Linked DNA regions of Homo sapiens: region 1 is linked to region 2. Evidence: read pairs that join two places in POLR2A ChIA-PET (ENCODE). Cell type or tissue: GM12878. All regions are shown on one strand. Region 1 overlaps RIMBP2 (RIMS binding protein 2). Region 2 overlaps RIMBP2 (RIMS binding protein 2).

What was found. ChIA-PET counts read pairs that join two places held together with the same protein. Peaks named below come from ENCODE experiments on the same cell type or tissue, not always from the same donor. Only the 100,000 strongest peaks of a DNase experiment are listed, where the experiment ranks them.
Region 1: POLR2A ChIA-PET joins it to region 2 with 7 read pairs; 2 of 35 experiments call an interaction of 5 or more read pairs at or near these places.

What each region holds. Positions count from the first base shown.
Region 1 is chr12:130,565,571-130,568,070 of GRCh38, reverse strand. All of the region lies in intron 2 of RIMBP2 (RIMS binding protein 2), which reads left to right. Among named protein-coding and RNA genes, the nearest start is that of RIMBP2, 150 kb to the left of the region's middle. In GM12878, no CTCF peak of the experiment used is centred here; no DNase peak of the experiment used is centred here.
Region 2 is chr12:130,626,428-130,628,927 of GRCh38, reverse strand. It overlaps RIMBP2 (RIMS binding protein 2), which reads left to right. Exons shown (of 23, transcript NM_001393629.1): 2 at 472-606. Among named protein-coding and RNA genes, the nearest start is that of RIMBP2, 89 kb to the left of the region's middle. In GM12878, no CTCF peak of the experiment used is centred here; a DNase peak (open chromatin) is centred at 1,437; H3K27ac peaks cover 483 bases.

The DNA of each region.
Region 1 (2,500 bases), 61 kb after region 2:
AGATTTCCAATCAGCAGGCTATCTTTTGGAGGAAACATCATATATAATGGTCCTGGGACCACGGGCCTTTTTTTTTAATTGGTGCATGGCAGGTGATGTTCGTGGGATGGCTCCAAGGCATAGGTAAGACAGGCCAAGGTGCACTGAAAGGCACAGGTGTATCAGGTGAGGCAGAGTCAGGAGACAGAGCCCATGCTAATTATTTCCACAGAGAGAATTCCCTATGAAGAACTGCAGGCTAGGTAATAGAGACCTAGAAAGGCGATGCCGAGTGGCTCCCCCTGCAAGGCTGGAGGACCAGGGGGAAGAGGTGGGATGATTAAGACTTAGAGGCAGGGTGGAGGGGACCCAGACCCCTGAAAGGGGTGTTGGCCGCTGTGGCTGCTATGCCCAGGGGGATATGTGATGCTGAGCCTGCAAATGTGGGAAAATGGCAAGTAGGAACCTGCTGCCCCTTCCCAGGGACGTGCCGATGCCCAGTTATGTGGGGGGCAACTGGACAAAGACCCTCAGGGACCCTCCCTCCTCCCTCTCCCCCGTTCTGTCTCCCTCTAGTGTCCCTTCAGGCAGAGTGGGGGATAGAAGGGTGGGTTCCAGAGGAGGCAAGACACGCTCCAGGCTGGAAAGTACATCAGAGTGCACATGAGCGCAATCCTAACATGGTGATGTCATGAACTCGCATTTTTCAGAACATATGCAAACTAATAAGCATCAGCCTTTCTAGTAATCAGTTTGTGGTGGGACAAGGGACTCTGCCTTCTTGTGGTGCATACGCCAGCTGCCAGACCATGCGGAAACCTGGGGCCTGCAAACATGTTCTGTGTCTTTAATCCACGGTTGCTTCTTCTGAATCCATAGATGATGATTATGTGAATACTTATAAAGATTTCACCCATCTGGACATCTCAAAAGCTTCCTTGCTTATAAAGAATTTTAATTTTCCCTGGCTGTATTTTGTATTTGACTTTCCCTGAGTTTGGTCTGGTCAGAGCTTTTTATACCAACTTCCTTCACCTCTTTCATCTTCGCTATGCCTTTCTTCTGACTCTGCCTTTGAAAGCATTTCCTACTCCCCTCTTTCCTGTGCATTTAAGCCCACCCTAACCATCGAAGCTGTAGGCACAGCTGCCCTCTGCCCATTAAAGGGAGCTGAAAAACATGAAGGCTGGAGTGATAATCCCTTAATGCAGCCCTAGGAGACATTGAGCAGCATGGTATTGCTTAGTTATTGTGTTGTATCAGTTATCAAGTGCTGTGTAACAAATTATCCCCAAACTTAGCAATTTTAAAAGAACAAACTCTGGTTATCTCACCATTTCTGAGGGTCAGGATCCTAGAAGCAGCCTGGCTGCCTGGTCTGGCTTCAGCTTCTCACGAGATGTGCAGTCAAGCTGTCGGCTGGGGCTGCAGAGTCCGGAGGCTCAGCTGAAGCTGGTGATGGATCACTTCCAACTTGTCTGGTGCGGTTGCTGGCAGGTTCAGCTCCTTGCTGGTCATTGGCTGGAGGCTTTGACCCTCAGCTCATGGACCTCTCCATAGGCTGTTCATAAAATGGTAGCTTGCTGCTTCTAGAACAACTCATGAGAGAGGGACCACTGTGTCTTTTATAACCTAACCTCAGAAGCGACGTATCACAGCTTCTCTATTCTGTTAGAAGTGAGCCACTAAGTTTAGCCCATAATCAAGTTAATCTCCGCCTCCTTAAAGATAGAGCATCAGGTAATTTGTGGACATATTTTTCAAGCCACCTTGCACCTCTTGTCTAGAGGGGCAATAGCAGCTCCACTTTCTCTATTATTGCCTTACAGGAAGTGGGGCCCAGAATTGCCCAAACACCTGCTATGTTTTAGAAGCTAGGACTGTTGAGTGAGTGTGTGTGTGTGTGTGTGTGTGTGCATGTGTGTATAAATTGGCAACAAATTTAAAAAGTTAAACACTATGCAGACTGAGCAAAATGAATTCAGCCTATGGGCTGGCAGATTACAGCCTTTGACCTTGGGCAGGCAGATTACAGATTTGACCCTCTTTATCAATGACAAGTTCCATCGCATAGTTCTCGTTAGGAACTGATACTTGACAAGCCTGCTAGGAAGAAAATGCATCATCTCTGATACAGGTTTTCACATTCTCACCATTCATTTTTGGGAGTAGAAACAATATTATTTTAAAGACAATGGAATATGGCAATAAATTGGCTCTTCCCTCTTCCATCTCCAGCAAAATTGGGATGCTGTGTGGCAACAGCCCTGAAATCACTGCTTTCTATTTATTTCGTTAACAGTGTTTTTCATATCACCCTTTGTGCTGCTGTGTGAACAAATGTGATGGTAATAAATAAAAAGATCTACAAAGAAAGACCCCAAACATGTTACTGAGCTACAAAATAATTTTAAAAAGAGGGGACAAGGAGTGGGCTTTGTAGTTGGGATACTAGCAGGAATCTCGGAGTTAAGGGAGCTCATGGTTATCCTAGAAATAGTGATAAAATGGGGAATGGCTT
Region 2 (2,500 bases):
TGACCTATAATAACTCTTTCTGTCATCGGCTGGGCATCAGTCACATCTTGATAATTAAGGATATGTGCAGTGCATGCCCAGTTATTGACTTGTGCCCTCAATTCTGTCCCTTGCTATCATCTGTCTATCCTGGATAATTAGCCCTAAGTGCATTTCTTTTGGCAAATTCAGGAACTTGATGGTCTACTCAAGGAGTCACAAAAGCTTCATGTCAATGGCTGTGTTGTATTGTTGCACTGTTCCATACCAGGAAATTTGGTTGAAGGGAAAGAAAAATCTCAGGCTGGGAGGACCATGAGTTCAGTTTCAAATCTGTCCCTCACTCAGCCCTCAGTGTTCTGAACTGGAAAATGGTAGCAGAATTCCTGCTTCTCCCTGGCTCTTAAGCATCAAGGAAGGTGAAGGAGGCAGACAAGCAAAATTGCAAGTCATTCTTTGGTGACAGAAGATTGTGTCTACTTCTTCCCGCAGCTTGGAAATGACCCGCCACACCTGAAGCCTGCAGGTGCTGAGGCCACATTCGATCAGACCCAAGCTTTGGGAGACCGCTGGGGAAATTTCCCACTTCCTCTCCTGAGACCAGGAACTCAGCAGAGAAACTTTGTGGTAAGTCGTCCTTTCTTTTCTCAGAAGCAGTATTCCTCTGTATCAGTTAGGGGCTGTGTCTGTTCTTTCATGGTTTGTTGATTTATTTGAGGCATATTTATCGAGTGCCAACTGTATGTCCCCTAATTAAGAGGACTAAGTAGTAAACAGAGCAGATGTGTTCCTTACCCTCACAGAGAGAGGAACATCATGGGGAACAGCCGTGCAAAGGCCCTGAGGCAAGAAAGAACTTGATGCCTGAAAATCTGGGTGTCTGGAGCACAGATGGGGACAGATGGACAGGGCAGTTCATTCAGGACCTCAGGGCTGGCTGTGCTAGGGTATTGATTCTAAATCTCAAGAACAATGTCCAGAGAGTAGTGATTGATTTTAGGTGGAGAGTGACATGATCCAATTTTTATTTTAATAAGATCACTTCCAGTTCTGAATGGAGGTGGAGGTAAGCGTGGGAGCAAAGAGGATTAGGCGGCGACCATGTAGTCCACATGACTGGCAAGGGTGGCCTGCACCAGGATGGTAGTGGACGTGAGGGTCATTGGAGAGGTCCCGGATATATTGGGGCAGCAGGACCTGCTAGCCATTGTGATAGACTGGGCTGAGAGGGAGTGCAAGGGGGTGACAAGAATGGCCTTCATATTTTTGGCGTGGGCTGCATGGTGGAAGGGGAGGACCATTTCCTAGGATGAGAAAGACTGAGAGAGCAGTAGAAGTGTGGGGAGATTCACATTCAGGTTTGCGCCGAAGCCCAGTTTTGAGTTTGAGTTACCCGACTGACACCTAAATACACGGGAAAATCCACAGTTCGATGGTCAGGTTCAGGGTTCAGGAGAGAACTCTAGGCTGGTTTCTTCATTCCTTGTGAAATGTTTGGTTTGAGGTTTCCTGTGCAGAGGTGTGATCTGAACTCAGGGCAATAGTTCATTTCACCCTGTGTGATCATGAGACAATCTTGGGTAGTAAGAATAACAGCTGCTTTCTGTTACTAAAGGTTTTCAACCCGGAAATGGCTGGCTAGGCACTGGTGGCACTGACTGTTCCACCTGCATTTGATCGCGCAGCAGAAGATGAATCAGCTGGACCTTTGGTGCCCCTGCTTGGGCTTGGCAAATGAGTCTGAGTCTCAGATTCCAGTAAGCGTGGTGGTGGTGGAGGAGATGGTGATGATGCTAGCCGTAGTCCTGGTGATGGAGGAGATGTTGATGATGCTGGCGGTAGTTGTAGTGATGGAGGAGACGGTGGTGATGCTGGCAGTAGACTTGATCGAGGAGATGGGGATGCTGGTGGTAGTTGTGATGGAGGAGATGGTGATGATTTTGGTGGTAGTCATGGTGATGGAGAAGATGATGGTGATGCTGGCGGTAGTCGTGGTGATAATGGTGGTAATGGTGATGCTGGCGGTAGTCGTGATGGAGAAGATGGTGGTGATGCCGGCAGTAGTCGTGGTGATGGAGAAGATGATGGTGATGACTGATAGTCATGGTGATGGAGGAGATGGTGGTGATGCTGGTGGTAGTCGTGTTGATGGAGGAGATGGTGATGATTTTGGTGGTAGGTAGTCGTGGCAACAGAGGAGATGGTGATGATGCCGGCGGTAGTTGTGGTGATGGAGGAGGTGTGATGAAGCAGTAGTTGTGATGGAAGAGATGGTGATGACTGGTAGTCATGGTGATGGAGGAGATTGTGGTGATGCCAGTGGTAGTCGTGGTGATGGAGGAGATGGTGGTGATGCCGGCGGTAGTCGTGATGGAGAAGATGGTGGTGATGCCGGCGGTAGTCATGGTAATGGAGAAGATGGTGGTGATGCCAGTGGTAGTCATGGTGATGGAGGAGCTGATGGTGATGCTGGCGGTAGTCGTGATGGAGAAGATGGTGGTGATGCCAGTGGTAGTCATGG